2 separate regions of the Homo sapiens genome follow, and region 1 is linked to region 2. The links are chromatin loops, found by intact Hi-C in ENCODE. Cell type or tissue: Calu3. All regions are shown on one strand. Links, peaks and the distances in the headings refer to the core of each region. The heading gives the core; the rest is flanking DNA. Region 1 has its middle 85 kb from the start of TMEM164. Region 2 overlaps TMEM164 (transmembrane protein 164).

Region 1 (8,690 bases), core at 449-8,448, 95 kb after region 2:
AAGGTGGACAAGGGAAGGGCTCCAAGCTGAGCCTACGGTGTCAGACATGCTGGTGTCTGAGGCTCAAACTTACAAATTTTATGACTTAATGTATCTGAGCCTTGGTTTCTTTTCTGTAAAATGGAAACAATAGTTACACCTATCTCATAGAATTGTAGTGAGGATTAGATTCATTCACGCATCAAAAATATGTATTCAGGGCCGGCCATGTGCCAAGCACTGTGCTAGACACTGGGAGGAGAGAAGTAAATAGATAAGAATGATGGTCTTGCTCACCATGGAGCCTGTAGACTGGTGTAGATAACACATGTAAGGTGCTTAGCACATGGCAAGTGCTCAATAAATAGGATAAATAATATTATAAATGGTAGTATAATAAGAATAGTATAAATATTGTTGCATGTTCAGGCATGAGAACTCAAGGGACTTCCTGTCTAAGCAGTAGCACTGGGGAAAGGGACAGCAGATGATGCTGGCAAAATGTGAAGAGGACAGATAGCCTACACGACTAAGGAGTGTGGAGTCATAGATTTTGAGCGAGAGAGAGAGAGAGATTGGTGGAGGGTGGGGGAGATGATTTTTTTTTCAGAAAAAAAAAACAAAACACTTTATTTTGAAAAACAAATTCAGCCAAGTGTGGTGGCTTGTGTCTGCAGTCCTAGCTACTTGAGAGGCTGAGATAGGAGGATCATTTGAGATCAGGAGTTTGAGACCAGCTTGGGCAACATAGCAAGACCCTGTCTTGGGTGAGGTGGCTCAGGACATTAATTCCAGCACTTTGGGAGGCTGAGGTGGAAGGATCACTTGAGGCCAGGAGTTCAAGACCAGTCTGGGCAACATAGTGAGAACCCATCTCCACAAAAATAAAAAAAAAAAAAAAAAAACAGCCGGGTGTGGTGGTGCATGCCTGTAGTCACAGCTGCTTGGGAGGCTGAGGTGGGAGGATTGCTTGAGGCAAGGAGTGTGAGGCTGCAGTGAGCCATGATTGCACCACTGTACTCCAGCCTGGGTGACAGAGACCCTGTCTCTATAAAACAAACAAACAAAAATTGAGTCCCTAAATTCTTATGTCTAAACTTATGTCCCTAAATTCTTATGTCTAAATCTTTCTTCCTGCAGATTTTATGTACATTTCTATCTTCCTTCTTTTTCTCCTCTTCCTCCTCCTCTTCTGCTTGTTACTACTCCTACTACTGCTCCTAGTTGCTCTCATTTCTTGAATGATTACAACGCTGGGCACCGTGTCTTTTTTTTTTTTTTTTTTTTGGAGACAGAGTCTCACTCTGTTGCCCAGGCTGGAGCACAGTGGTGTGATCATGGCTCATTGCAGTGTCAACCTCCTGGGCTTAAGCAATCCTCCTACCTCAGCCTCCTGAGTAGCTGGGACTACAGGTGCATGTCACCACACCCAGCTAATTTTTGTATTTTTTGTAGAGATGAGGTTTTGCCATGTTGCCCAAGCTGTGTGCTAAGTAATTAACTTGTGATTAATGGTACCTACCTCATAGAGTCATGAAGATTTTCCTCTTCATTTTACAGATGTGGAAACTGACATTTAGAGAAATTAGGTAACTTGCCCAAGGTAACTTGTTTAGTAAATGGTGAAGTTAATTTCTGAACCATGATATCTTGAATAATGAAGGCTATTTAATGAGTGTCAGGCATTCTTCATGCATAACTTCATCTCATTTTATCCTCACGACAGTCTTCTTAGATAAATATTATTATCCCCATTTTATAGATAATTTGAGCCTCAGAGAGGTTAAGTAACTTTTCCAGAGTCACACAGCTTATATGTAGTATAGCTCTACATTGAAATTTTGGATAGTATTACTATTTAAATAGGAAGATGTATAAAGGTTGTACTTAAATTCTGGGTGCTAGAGTGGAAATGCTTTGGGTCAACAGATAGGTCAACCGAACAGTAGTCCTTGTCTTAAATGGGCCACCCTTTCCTAATGTGCCTTATGAAAGAACTAGAAACAACTATCTGAAGCTGGCTTCCCATTTTAGTAGCTTTACAGCAGTTCCTGAAGCACCAGCCTTTTAACAGAAGGTTAGAAGCTAAAGCTCACACTCGAAGTGGTTTCTCCCTTTTCAACCAACCCTGCCCCTTATGTACATATACCACCCGCCCCAGATACTCTGATGCCACAGAATAAACTGGAGAAGGGGGGTTGTGCACAGGGAGATTTGGCCTGACTGTCTGCTGAAGAAACCAGTGTTGGTAGAAACTAATGAATCTGGGCTTGACAGCATTCTTTCCATAAAAAAATCATTATAAAATGCTGCTGTCTCCTGAAGCTTCTCAGCCCGGCTCCTGATTCATGGGCGATAAGCTCAGAGTTGCAGGCCTGCCGCCTTATTGCCATACAAAACATTAATCTTCTGGGTTTTTCCACCCCCCTGACAGCACAGGGTAATCAGGCAGAATTACAGCTCTGAAATGTTTGTGATTATGGGATTTGCAGCAAATAAATTGCTCAGGCTTTGGTGTCAATAGCTATAGCTTTTTTCTTTTCCTATCTTTTTATTTTCTGTTTCTGGAAGGCAGAGCGCACCTTTCTACATTTCAATTCCACATATATTTCTTCAAAAGGCCTCGATTCTCCATTTATAAAAGAAATTTATTTGACCAGCTACAGTTAGCATTTGTGAATATTGGGACAACTGGGGGCCTGGTGTTAGCTCTGGGTTAGAGGAACCTAGCTTCTCAGTTCTGTTTGCTGAATGTACGGACAGGGTGGCAAACGGGATCAGAGCAGAGGCCACGCTCAGGAAATGGAAGGCCTGAGTCAAGTTACAATGGGAATAAAGTTTCAGAAGTACTGAGGAGGCTCCCTTCCCTCTCCCTCACTGGAATACTTACTGCTGCTACTTGAAATTTCATTTGGCTGGGCACGGTGGCTCACGCCTGTAATCCCAGCACTTTGGGAGGCCGAGACAGGTGGATCATCTGAGGTCAGGAGTTCGAGACCAGCCTGGCCAACAAGGTGAAATCCCGTCTCTACTAAAAGTACAAAAATTAGCCGGTCATGGTGGCGCATGCCTGTAACCCCAGCTACTCGGGAAGCTGAGGCAGGAGAATCACTGGAACTTGAGAGGTGGAGGTTGCAGTAAGCCAAGGTCATGCCACTGCACTCCAGCCTGGGCAACAGAGCGAGACCCTGTCTCAAAAAAAAAAAATTCATCATTCATGTTTGATTTCTTTGGCTTTCGTTTTAATTCCCTGTTTGGATGCAAGTGTCCCTGGAGAAGCACATTACTTTGTTTCAGGGAATAAGTTTGTCTCTTCAAATGTATAAAAAGAAGGGATGTTTGTCTCACAATGTAATGTTTTCAAATAAGCAGTACATTTAAGTGATTCAAAATTCGAAACTATGTAAAAGGAATACATTAAGAAGTCTTTCTCCTCCTCTGTCTTAATTTACCTGTTTTTTTTGTTCAATCCCCTTGCCTCTAGTAGGTAACCACTTTCATTAACTTCTTGTATAACTTTTTATTATTTGTACAGATATGTACACGAGTCTTCCATATTTTCCTCCTTCAATGTAGTATATATCATGGAGATATTTCAATATCAGTACAGACACAGTTTCCTCAACCATTTTTTTAAACAACTGCGTAACATTACATTGCATGAATGTACCATTGTTTATTTATTCAGTTCCCTATAGATGGACACTTGGGTTGTTTCCAACCTTTCACTATTATAAACAATACTGCAAGGAATAATCCTGCACATGAGGTGCTTCCTGAAGTGTGAAAGTCAGCCTGTAAGATAAAAAACCAGAAAGGTAAATACTTTTAGAAATATTAACAAATATTGACAAATTGCCCTCTGTGGTGGTTGTATTATACACTTTTGCATTCCCAACAGCAATGTATGAGAGTGCTCATTTCCCCCACTACTTTACAACTGAGTGTTGCCAAACTTTCGGATTCTGGCAAACCTAACAGGAGGGAAATGCTGTGTATATTTGGTTTTAGTTTATACTTGTGAGTGTGGTTGAGTGCCTTTTCAGATGTTCAAGGGCTGTTTTAATTTCATTTTCTATGGACACTCTGTTCATGTCCTTTGCTCATTTTTCCATTGTATTGTCAATCTTTTCCTACTTAGTTTCCAGGAGCTCTTTATATATTTTTTTAACCCTTTAAATTTTTATTTTTTTAATTTTTAAATTTAATTTCTTTGGATATATAGCTGTGTATATTTATGGGGTACATGAAATGTTTTGGTACAGGCATGAGATGCTTAATAATTACAAATTAAGAATATTAGTCTTTTCATTATGTTAAGTGAAATAAGCCAAGCATGGAAGGCCAAATACTTCCATGATGTCACTCATATATGGAATATAAAAAAGTTTATCTCACAGAAGTAGTGAGAAAAATTGTGAGTAATGAGATTGCGGAGAGGGGAATGGGGAGAGGTTGGTCAGTGGGTACAAAGTTACAGTTAGGAGGAATAAGTTCTGGTGTTCTACAGCACAGTGGGGTGACTACAGTTAACAATAACATATTATATATTTCAAAATAGCTAGAAAAGAAAATTTTGAATGCTCTTACTACAAAGAAATGACAAGTGTTTGAAGTGAGAAATATGCTAATTACTCTGATTTGATCATTATGTAATATATACACAATGTATTGAAACCCCACACTGTACCCCATAAATATGTACAATTAAGATATCAATTACAAACAAAATACAATGTAAATAAATAAATAAAAATAGAACAAAAGAAGATTAGTCCTTTGTAAAGAATGCATTTTTAAAAGACAGGAAGGATGAGATGAATACTACTAGAACACTGGGCATTGCCTAAAGAAAGATAGGCTTGGGTGAGATAGTGGGAAGACAACATGAGGTGACTTGCTTTGTACTCATTTATTTGTTTCTTCATTAAATCTTCAAAAACATGCAAAAGATACTTATTGAACACTGACTATGTACCAGGCACTGTGTCAGGCATTTGGGATACATCACTAAACAAGAAGACAAAGATCACTGCCATCCCAAGAGCTTACATTCTCTCATCCATTGGTTCATTCATTCCACATACCCTGAAGCACACACTGGGAACACGTAGATCAGTAAGATATAGTTCCCCCTCCAAGGTTCAGTTTGGTTGGACAAGGAAAGAGTCTATTATGCTCTGGTGAGTTAAATGATATAAGAGAGGTATATACAGAATGCTAATAGAGTAGAAGGTGGTGGCATGACTGAGACAGGTGGTGATACAGGAACCCAACTTTAAGAAAGAGTGGGAGGTAGCCAGGCTGAGAAAGAGGCAAAAGAGAGCTCTGGCAGCACAGAAGCACAGAAACATGAGAACTCATGTCACCTTTTGGGATTGGGAGATATTTCCTTTTCACTGTTATGTAGAGAGACAAAGGTAAGAGAGGGTGGACAGAGAAATAGTTTTCAGTATGTAACATGGTGCCTGGCACTTATTTGGTACTCGTTAAATAGTTTTTGGTTGGTTGAATGAATAAATAAATGAAGTTAGAGGTAATATACTACAGTGATATGTTATCTATTGCTGTGTAACAATTTTCCCCAAAACTTGGCAGCTTAAAACAACAAATATTTATTATCTGTTTCTAAGGATCAGGAATCTGGGAGTGCTTTATTTGGATAGTTCTTGTTCAAGGTGCAATCATCCTGTTGACCAGGGCATTAATCTCAAGGTTTGACTGGGGCTCGATGATCCAGTTCCAAGCTCCTACACATAGCTGTTCCAGTCTTCAGTTCTTCGTTGGTTGTTGGCTATATGTATATATATATATATCCCAGAGGAATGCCTGATACATATTAAGTACTATATAAATATAAGCTATAATTATTATTACCTAAAGACTGTGAGGAGTTGTCAAAAGGTTTTAAGCATAGGAAATGACCTGATCATCTTTACTATTTCAGAAAACTCCTTCTAGCTTTAGCGTGAGACGTAGACTGGAGGGGGAAAAAGCAAGAAGGAAGGCGACCCATTAGAAAGCTGTTGTAGGCGAGAGATGACGGTGGCCTGGATTAGGGTAGTGATAGTGGAAACAAATAAGTGTATGCATACAGGGTATAATCTCGGAGTAGAACTACGTACACATCAATCAGAAGTAGGTGAAGTGGGAGATAGGGGTAGGGAACATAGGAGGAGGAGCAAGATCTTTTGTCTGTGGAGGTGAGCTGGGATGGTAAGTTGAATTAGGACCATGTAGAGTTTGGGGTGCTTATAAAACATCTATGTGAAAATGTCTGGTTGACAGCCAGATCTATGGGTATGGAGTTCAGAAGAGAGATCTGGGCTAGATTTAGAAGTCATCAGCATATGGGTCAATGGAGTCATAGGTGTGGATAAGATTGCCCAGGGGAGAATATGGCTAGTGAGAAGAGAAGGCTTCCTAGGAAAGACTCTTGAGGGTCACCAGCAGAATTGAGAGATGGATGGAGGAAGAAGTGTGTGCAAATAAGTGTCAGGGCTGGCCAGAGGGGAAGGAAAACCTGGAGAGTGTGGTATCTTGTAAGCCAAGGGAGTGTCTCATGAAGGAGAAAAGGAAGGCTCAACAGTGCCCATGCCACCTGCTAAAAGAAAAAGGTCAGAGAAGATAAAGGCTGAAAATCATCCACTGAATTTACCAACAAGAAGGTTATTGGTTTATTGGTGATCTTAGTGAGAGTAATTCACTGGAATGGGTGGGGGCATCCCTGTCCCAGCCTCCTTTTCTAGGCTATGAGTGCACATTCGTGAAATTTATAGGCCTTGGTGTTGAGTACCAGCTCCTCTTCCCAAACAGAAGCTTTGACCCCCACAGAGTCAACTTTTTGAGATGCAGATTCCTTGGTGGACTTCATTGGAACTGGGGTACTGCTTGACTGCTTAATCCTGACATTAACCTAATAGTTAGGTGGGCACACCGTTAACAGTGCTTACTATGTGCCAAGTATTGTTTTAACTACTTTATGTATGTCAATTTGTTTAATTATCCCCATTTTATGGATGAAGAATCTAGTTACCCACATCACGGTATAGCCCCAGGCTGAGCTGAAATAGGCCAGATCAAGGAAGAGGTAAACCAAGATGCTCAGCTTCAGCTATCTCTGGACTCCAGGAAAAGCCCTTCTTTTTGATGAAGTAAGTTATTGGGGCAGGAGTGTTTGGAGCAGGGGGTTTCAGGTCAGAGAAACTTTTTTGGTTTTTTTTGAGGCGGAGTCTCGCTCTGTCGCCCAGGCTGGAGTGCAGTGGCGCGATCTCGGCTCACTGCAACCTCCACCTCCCGGGTTCACGCCATTCTCCCGCCTCAGCCTCCCGAGTAGCTGCGACTACAGGCGCCCGCCACCACGCCCAGCTAATTTTTTATATTTTTAGTAGAGACGGGGTTTCACCGTGTTAGCCAGGATGGGCTGGATCTCCTGACCTCGTGATCCACCCGCCTCGGCCTCCCAAAGTGCCGGGATTACAGGCGTGAGCCACCGCGCCCGGCCAGGTCAGAGAAACTTTTAAAATATCACGCTGGAGCCCTTGACTCTTTGCTTTTGGGGGCCATCCAAGATGGCACTCATTAAGCACTAGATGGCGCCAAATGTGGCCTTGCATTGTCCTCCTTCTTGGATACAGAAAAACCTCAGAAATCTAATTTAATGACGACCCAATCCCCCATAGGCTAGGGAGCAATGAGAGCAGATTGCCATTTTAGATGGTAACAGTGTGGAAACTGCTGTAATCTCAGCTCCTCTATTAAACTCTCCAGGCATGCATCAGTATCCATATGCTGGGCAGAGAGCACATCTGCTTGGAGCTTTCATGGCACACCATGCCTATCCTGTGGCATTCTGCCCATTAAATCACAGGTAGGCGAGAGCAGCTCATCTTCTCCACCAGACTTTCAATTTCTCAATGGAAGAGATAGAACTTTGTTTATATGATACCTCCTATGGCTTTTCAACTTTTAGCACGGTGCTAAGTTCACAGTAGTCCTCAATATTTGTCGAGTTAATGAATAAAGGAATGAAGGCATTTTTCCTAGGCATAGCCTTTGTTCCAGCTTAACTCTTATTTATATTTGTAACCAGACTAACCTCCCTAATTAGAAGAGCATCTGTTGCTTTCTCTAAGGCCAAGTTAACAAAGAATACATGTAGGAGGGCTAGATCCAGTTAGTTCAATTCCACAAGTGTTTAGTAAGCCTTCTATGAATGTAGTATTGTGTCATGCTCCCTCTTAGAACAGACATGAGCCTAGGCAATTCAAAGGTTTTAAAAAATCATATTTCACACCTACAAAAGGTATGAACAGTAATACGACAAACAGCTATGTGCCCATGACCCAGATTCAAAAATAAGACATAAACAGTACGCACAGTTCAAAAGGCTCTGAAAATCAAAGGCTGTTTGTTTTTTATTAGTTTGGCATCAAAATGCTTTTGGCGACAAAACCAAACCTGAACTATTTCATAGTCTTCATCTAGCCCACTAAGTATAATAAATCATACATTTCACTGCAGAAATGTTAATGTGTTTGCTTATGGGGTTTTGCCCCAGGCCTCACTAGGTATGTTATCTAATGTCTAGTGTATGCTTGTGTCACCTTTCTGAAATCCAAACAATTCTGAATTCCAAAACACACATGGCAACAAGGTTTGTAGGTAAGGCATTCTAGGTCTGTGGTCTATTGGGCCGCAATTTCGGGCTT
Region 2 (8,690 bases), core at 152-8,151:
AGGCTGAGGCAGGAGAATCGCTTGAACCCAGGAGGCGGAGATTGCGGTGAGCCAAGATCATGCCATTGTACTCCAGCCTGGGCAACAAGAGTGAAACTCCGTCTCAAAAAAAAAAAAAATGAAAGAAAGAAAGGAAGGAAGGAAGGAAGGAAGGAAGGAAGGAAGGAAGGAAGGAAGGAGGGAGGGAGGGAGGGAGGGAGGGAGGGAGGGAGGGAGGGAAGGAAAGAAAGAGAGAGAGAGAGAGAGAAAGAAAGAAAGAAAGAAAGAAAGAAAGAAAGAAAGAAAGGAAGGAGGTGGCCTGCAGCCAGGAGATCCTCACTTTCAAGAAGGCAATAAACAATGATGCTCAAAAAGCACAAGATTTCCATTTCTCTAATAGTGAGCAAGAAGAAAAGTCTAGTTCCTTTCATGCTGGAAGGTTAAGGATAGAAGGAGGCCATGTGTGGTATTATAGAGAGATATTGAAATGGGAGTCAGGAGACTCAGCTCTGCTTCTATTTAGCTGTGTGACTTTGGGCAAATCACTTCACCTCTCTGGGTCTCAGTTTGCTCATCTGGAAAACAAGGGATGAAAAAGAAACAAATTAGTTGTTCTCAGAGGTTTCTTTCAGCTCTGATTTGGTATCACTCTGCCATTTTAACAACCTGAGAAAGTACAGCTAGAACATCCAGTGCCTATAGTCTACCAAAGGGGAAATCAGCTAGAAGCAAAGAAAAGAAGAATTAGATAAAACAGGCCAGGTGTGGTGGCTCACTCCTATAATCCCAGCACTTTGGGAGGCTGATGCAGAAGAATCGCTTGAGCCCAGGAATTCAAGACCAGCCTAAGCAACATGGCAAGACCCCATCTCTACAAAAAACAAAAACATTAGCTGGGCGTGGTGATGCGTGCCTGTGGTTCCAGCTACTTGGGAGGCTGAGTCAAGAGGATCGCTTGAGCCCAAGGGGTCAAGGCTGCAGTGAGCCATATTCATACCACTACACTCCAGCCTGAGCAACAGAGCAAGACGTTGTTTCAAAAAAACAAAAAATTACATGAAACAAAAAACAACCTTTCTGGAAGGCTGCAAATGAGGTAATACACAGGCAGTAGACTAAGCACCATGCCTAAAGCATAATTAACGTGTATTCAAAAATGTTACAAGTGTTATTACTACCACTCCTCACTTTTCTGAGAGTGTACAAAGATAACCAGAAATTATAGTGAGTTTTCTCCTAAATTCGACTCTTTTTTGCCCATCCGGCCCTGTTACACATTTCCAGCGTTTTAAAGGCCTAAGGGAGGTCCTAAATGATCAGGGGCACCAGCTGTCCTTAATGTCCACAGACAGTTATAACTGAAAAGCAAGAACCCAACGTCAAGGAAAGAAGGGAAAGAGAAAATACAAGTGGCAAGAGCCAGGATTAATCCTCCATTCACTGCAAACTGACTGTGGAAAAGGGGGATGAAAAAACAACAGGTGCAGACCACAATGTACTTTGCAAATTGTTTTTCAGGACAGACCCAAAGCAGGGAGTAAGACATTTGGGAAGATGATCCTAGCCTGGTTTCCATGTGCGTCCATCTGAGCAAACACAGCACTGGCTGTGAGATATGGCCAAACACTACCCAGCCGGTCAGCAGACCCTGTGACACGGCGGGCTTCACATTCTTCTCCACAAAGCTAATGCAGCCTTGGCCTAAAGGCCACCCCTGACTCCGATGACCAAGACAATACCCCCCTGAAATTCCCCACAGGGCTGGGGGTCAATCAGTTCACTTGGCTGACTGGCCAGAAACCCCACATGCAAGCAAGGAAACATAACCTTGGCTTGGTGCTAGCTTGCAGGGCTATTCTGAGGAAAGGTGAACTTGAAAGCAGAGTAAAGTCAGCTGCCCTGCAGCAGAAGGGAGATCCAAATGTAGAGGCGGTCCCTTTCCTCAGGGTGCCAACATTCCCTGTGGGGCTGGGGCTCCAGGAAATAGGTAGAAATACCCACATGAAGCAGCAGCCAGTAGCAGTGGCAGCCCAAGGGACCAAGTGTGAAAGCGCTGCTGATAATGAGGCACTTGTGCACATGACTCTGAGCAACATTCCTGCAGGGTGCAGAGAATAAAGTGACAGGCGCGCACACACACACACACACACACACACACACACTCAAGTTCCTGGAACTTAAAAAAGGAAACTCTTAACAAATGCAAACCAACAATGAACAAGTGCTGATATGAAGAGGACCCTTTGTTACAATCTTCCCTAGGTCTTAGAATGTGTGAACTTTCATAACTAATTTCCAAGCGCTGCTGTTTATTTGGGTTGCTGTTTGTTTAGAAATGCCCTCTAAACCAGCTCCTCTTCCAGGAACCAGGTTATAGAAAACATGACCTTAGCTTTCTCAATTCTCCCACCTCCAAGACTAAGAAACAGCCTTCTTACCCACAATGCTTGGGAATATGCCCAGAGGCCTTCCAATGGCCTTGGCAGGATACAGCACACCCCCCACATCCCAAGGCCTGAAATCACATGATCAAGGTCTAGGCCCCAGAAGGCTGCTCTTAAGGGGATCCTTCTCTAGTGATTGGTGGCTTAGGCCCCAGACCTCAGTCTTGAAAACGAGGCCCCAGAGCAAAGTCTTGAAAAGGAGGAGAGCTGGTCTTAAGGAGAGAGGATTACCATATCCCGGAGATGTAAGAATAATTGGTTTTTTTCTGTCCATTTGCTGATGCAAAAAGCCAAGGCACAGTGAAGTCTTCTCCTGAAAGCAGCACAGTTTCCACTATACTGTGCTTCTCCTTCAGCTAAGATACTTGTTCACTTGAACCTGCCTTTCACCCAGGAGCTCTGGGGGTGGCCCTTTCTCTTCCAACAGTTACCCAGCTCTGGTAATAGTTGGCACTGGAGAAAGTTGCACTCCCCTTAATCAAAAGAAATAAATGAAAAAGTAAAAAAAAAAAAAAAAAAAAAAAGAAACAACCAAAAAAAAAAACCCATTCACCAGTCTATGCCCACCCCATTCCCCCAAGCTCACTCCTTTCATACTTCTGTCACAAACTCACTGGTTTCCTAGACTACCAATCTCAAGAGAGTTTGCACCATGGAGCCAGCCCATTGATAAAGAGCAATAATAATTAAGCCAATAGGTCCCCGGAAAGCTAAGCTTCCTAACAATGAGAGCCACCTTCTAAATTCTTTAAATCTTAGAGATGTAAGAAGAGTTGCCATTTTAAACAGAATCACCCAGTCACCCAGAAAGGACTGGATAATTTAAAGTACCTTCACATTACCCACAAACACGTCCTTAAGCCTCAAACAGCCAAACAACCCTGTCCCGCAGAAATTATTACATGGGTGCTAACTTCATGGAACCAATACCTTTGCCCACTGCATGAAATTATGATGCCAGGGAAGATTTTCTTGGAAAAGCTTTCCTGTATCAAATCCCTACCATCTTATTGCAACAACAGGCACCCAGGCTCGAAGCAGCAGCCATAGTGAGAATGATGATGACTGTCATCATCACCCTCACCATCTTAGTTGCCGACATCATCGTCATCATCATCATCATCATTTAAATGTATTGAATGTGTCTTATGTGCCAGATACTATCTTAAATGCTTTATTAATATTTTCTCATTTTTCTCACTTAATCCTCACAACAACTCTGGTAATGTTCAAGTTTGATCATATCATTTTATGAATGTGGGAACACAGGCTCAGAGAGGTTAAGTAATTTGCCCACGGTTACAGAGCTAGTGGTAGAATTTGAATCTAGGCTTTTACCACCCTAGAGCCTGTACTCTTACCCAATACACCACTATGATCTTGAAATGTTAAGTAATACTATTACTATTAAAAACTGCTAACATTTATTTAGTGCACACAATAAGCCAGAAATTCTGCTAAATACTTGATTTAAATTATTTTATTTAACCCTCACAACAACCCTATTATTATTCCCATTTTACAGATGCAGCTAAGTAACATGCCTAAGGTTACATGGTGATGGAGCTCAAACCCAAACCCAGGAAATATGGTCCAAAGGCTCTATCCACCAAGCTGAACTTGCATTAGGAAAATGAAGCATTCCTACTGCCCTACTTAAGTCAGGATCCCCGCTGTATCCCAGTCCAAGCCTACAATGTCCCAGCAAGAATTTGGCAAGTAAATGCCAATGAGGAAACTTATCTGGCCCTGATGTGTACACACCAGCCACTCAGATCTGATTAATGTTAAGAAAAGAAGATCAAAACTCTTTATAGAAGTCTCTCTTTACCCCATTTTCCTTCAACCTGATTTCTGAAGAGAACACCTGACTACCAGCCTTTTTGTGCTCTGCCCAGAACATCTAATAAGTGTTTACCCAGGACTCCCAGAGCCATAGTTAAGGGCCTTAATGTGCAATCTGGCTCTGCACCTTATTTAATCAGCACCTGAATGAAATGTCTCTTTGCTAGCAACAGCCAGAACACAGTCAGTCAGAGTCTTTCTGCAAACACAGCTGGTCGATTGGCAAAGACAATTCAATTCACAGGCAAAATACACCCTGACTTTATACCAATACTGGCATGTGATGGACATGAGGAGACTGAAGGCACTGGGCTAGAATTAGGATGGTACCATGCTTCCTTTCCCCTCCAGATGATCTCACTCCTCCCTCTCCTACCCACCTAAACACATGGCCACAGGGCAGAGCTTGCACTGTTTTCGCCAAACAGGCCAATCCTGTCTGACCTCCTGGCTCCTGCAATCCATTCCCTTCCCTCAACACCACCCAGCTCAGAATAAAACTCATATTATCCTTCCTCCCTCTGCCATTTCCTCCAGCAGCTACTAGACGGGAACCAAAACCAATCAAGAGATCCCCCAAACCCTTCCCTTCAGGATCTCATGCTGGTAACAGGTCCAAGTGCCTTGATGCCCATGAACTGACAGATGTGCAAGCGCTGCCCTGTGTAGCCAGGAAAGAGCTGAGTAAACACAGAGGACTGACTGGTGCCCAGAAGAGGGGTCCTCGCCAGGCCTTCAGATTAACTGCTGCATCCAAGCACTGTGGAGGGAGATTTACATTAATATGAAACCCTGGGGGTCAGCATGTAGGGTGGCAAGGCATGGATAACTCCAGTTCTCCTGATCAGGGGCTTTAGCGGGAGAGAAGAGGCCAAAACCTGAGCAAGGCACATGAGAAAGGACATCTGCTTAAAAACACTAGACACAGTCTACCAATTAGATATAATGTTAGGGTAACAAGGCCCTTTTTTAAAACTCATCCTCTCCCTGACGCCCAGTGGAGTCTGTCCACTCACATTTCAGTATGAACCTCTGAAATAAAACTGCTTTCTTCCTAATCCCCCATGGCTATCATCTCCTCTGATGAGATGGGCATTTTGAATTATAGAAAGGATTGTTTTGGAACTTGTGTGGGGTGGATCAGGTGGACAGACTTGGAAACAGGGAAGAAGAGATATGAAAAAGAAAGGTAGAAAGATGGCACCACACTTCATTAGTGCTGCTGTGGACTTTAGAGCAGCAACCATCCACAAGCCACTAAAAAGCATCTACTGGTTGCAGGTGGGATGCCTGCTATCTCCTTATTTCTCACATTTAATGTCTGTTCACTTACCCCAATGTTGTGTGCCTCTGTTGTTGACAGTGTGGGCCCTCCTTGGGACAGCACAGAGAACACAATTTTCTATCTCATCCCCTATCGAGGATTCAAGGGCATCTGCAGGTCGTTTATCAACAGCCTAGAAATGACAGAGCATTCCTAGAGTTTCACTTAGTTGGCCAAGGGAGAAGTAAGACATCTACCCCTGATAATAATAAGCAAATAATTCCAGGTTACAGTTGAGACACTTTTCTGTGAAGGAGGAAGCAACTCTGCGAACTTATGGTAGGATCTCTCAAAGTGAGGTCAAAGGCTCACAGGCATTAGAATCATCTGGGAGTTTCTTATAAATGCAGATTCCCATCCTCATCCTAGACCTGCTCAGAATTGCTATGAAGAGAGCTAGACATCTACATTATAACAAGCTTCCAAGGGATTCTTTCACAAATAAAGTTTGATAATCACTGCTCTCCACATCCATCCTCTTCCTGTCTACTTGAACCCTGGGTAAGTGAATAGATATTAAATAGGAGAAATGGGGAGATAGCACATAGCCTTTGCACTTATTGTTTCTTATGCCTAGAATTGCTTTCCTTCCTCCATCACCCAATGAATTCCTACGCATTCAAATACATTTATTGAGCACCTACTAGAGCCAGTCCCTGTTCTAGGCACTAAGAGAACAAAAACCAAGGGTCCTTGCTTTCATGGAGCTAACATGAGCCAGCTCAAATGCCACCTCTTCTAGGAAGCTTTCCTTAATTGCATTAGGAAAAAAAAAGACCCCTGTCCCCTATGCTTTGTTCAAATCTGTTACTATACATGTAATGTTGTAATTTAGTTGATCTATTTCCTTGTCCATCTCATCAAAACTGTGAACAAAATGAAGGCAAAGGCTACTTCTTCTTTTTTTTTTGTTTTTGGTTTTGTTTTTGAAAGTACATCAACAATGACTGCTTCTTATTTCTCTTTGAATCTCCAATACCTGGCACCAATGTTTGGCACACAATAGGCATTCGATAAATATCTGTTGAGTGAACGCAAGAAAGAATAAACTCCCACGAACATCTAAAACAACAGTCCTGCAAACAGAGAGTTAGCATACAACAAACCATGTGTCAACATTCCCTCTTGTTAGTCCCTGCAGATCTTAGAGACTGGAAAGCGGGGGGATATAGAAGGACTGGAGGGATATATTCCATATATCACTGGAAGGTAATAAAGGTGGCCTGGTTGAAATACTCCATTGACATAACTAACAGTCACCAAACAAGCCAGTGGAACTCTACAGCTACCTTAAAACCCTCTTCACAATAACTTGGGGCCCTCATCCTCTAATCTGAATCACACTATTTAACAGGTATTGAGATGGTGCCAGAACACTTAATGCCTTGCCCACAGATCACCCAGACTCATGCTCAATTAGGATGGGCACTGAAACCAACTTCCCACCTAATTACTTCAGCCACTAGATAATGTCTCTAAAAGTGGGGTCCAAGGCTGACCAGCATTAGAATCACCCAAGAGCGAGTATAAATGCAGATTCCAATCCTCACCCTAGACCTGCTCAGAATCACCATGTAGAGAACAAGGTATCCGCATTATAACAAGCTTCCAAGAGACTCTTTTACAAATAAAGTTTGACAATCACCGCTTTCCACATCCAGAGTCTCTTCGCATTCACTCAGCCAGTTCCTGGCAGGAGAGGAGCACGTGAGACAAGACATTCTCAATTTAACAAAATATATGAAAGACCAGGAGAAGCAGAGAAACCTAGCTCTTCATTTCAATGAGGCATAACAATGAGGTATCCACTGAAAAAGAGAAGAGGGGAGAAAAAGGAAAAGTAAGTCTCTGGCTTAATAACATTTTTTATTTATATGATATTAAGAAGCAAGAAAGTTGGCATGTCCAAGAGATTAAGATCAAGATCCAACAGTGTGATTTCCTGATTGGGAGAAAAGCAAACAGACACTTTGGGCCAAGAGTAGAGATTCTAATAACCATTCTTTGTGATGGAAATTCTACAAAAAGATGTGTGAGCAGGAGCTGAGATTGCCTCACTCCTGTGGCTATTTCAAAAAACAGGCAGAAAGATTTTTTTTTTTTTTTTGAGACAGAGTCTTGCTCTGTCACCCAGGCTGGAGTGCAGTGGCGGGATCTCGGCTCACTGCAACCTCTGCCTCCTCGGTTCAAGCGATTCTCCTGCCTCAGCCTCCCGAGTAGCTGGGACTACAGGCGCGTGCCACCACACCTGGCTAATTTTTTGTATTTTTAGTAGAGAGAGGGTTTCACCGTGTTAGCCAAGATGGTCTCAATCTCCTGACCTCGTGATCTGCCTGCCTCAGCCTCCCAAAGTCTGGGATTACAGGCGTGTGCCACCATGCCTGGCTGGAAGATTCTCTTAATAGGAACATAGGGCCACCAGTGGAGAAAGAAAAAAGGAAAGCAAAAAGTCAGTTCCATCAATCATTCAGTCACCATTATCCAGGTACACATTAAACAATTAATGTGCATATACAGTATTATATTCAGCTCTGCAAGGAGTTACAAAGGAAAAATCCACTACTCCTTTACTTTAAAAAAGTGTTCCCACTAATGGTGGAGAAACATTAAAGAAACATGCAAAAACAAAAAACAAAAAACAAACAAACAAAAAAAAATGATCTGGCCAAACACCAGATTACCTACATGCATACAAAGGTATTCATTAAAGAGCCCAACATTCTGACATGTATTCAGACGGCTGGGAAAGGACAAAAAGTGTTACTGGAGTCAGGTCAGGCTCCTATGGAAAGGTTTCGTAGAGGAGAATCTTCAGGGGAGTATTTACAGAGGGGGAGGAAACTAAAAACAAGTCTCACAAAGACTGAGAAGAAGGTGGCCCATCTGTGGCAAAGGAATAAAAATTCTGTGAGCTTGTGGATCATCCACTGAGTAGGGGCCAGCAACATACTGTTATTTAAAAGCAAGCTGAGTTGTATTAACAGGTGCAAGGCATGAAAAGACTGGGAAAAAAATACTTCCTCTCTGCTTGGTGTAGGCTGGACCTCTGGTAAGAGTTAGTGTCCAGTTTTATATGCCATGCATCAGAAAGGTATCCA

What was found. Hi-C counts contacts between places; a loop is a spot of excess contacts. Peaks named below come from ENCODE experiments on the same cell type or tissue, not always from the same donor. Only the 100,000 strongest peaks of a DNase experiment are listed, where the experiment ranks them.
Region 1: it touches region 2 in a loop (4-fold over the local background); 23 of 110 quality-filtered maps call a loop at or near these places.

Annotation. Positions count from the first base shown.
Region 1 is chrX:109,914,194-109,922,883 of GRCh38, reverse strand. No RefSeq gene overlaps it. Among named protein-coding and RNA genes, the nearest start is that of TMEM164, 85 kb to the left of the region's middle. In Calu3, for the core only: no CTCF peak of the experiment used is centred there; no DNase peak of the experiment used is centred there.
Region 2 is chrX:110,009,002-110,017,691 of GRCh38, reverse strand. The region is part of intron 2 of TMEM164 (transmembrane protein 164); the gene reads right to left. Among named protein-coding and RNA genes, the nearest start is that of TMEM164, 10 kb to the right of the region's middle. In Calu3, for the core only: no CTCF peak of the experiment used is centred there; a DNase peak (open chromatin) is centred at 4,691.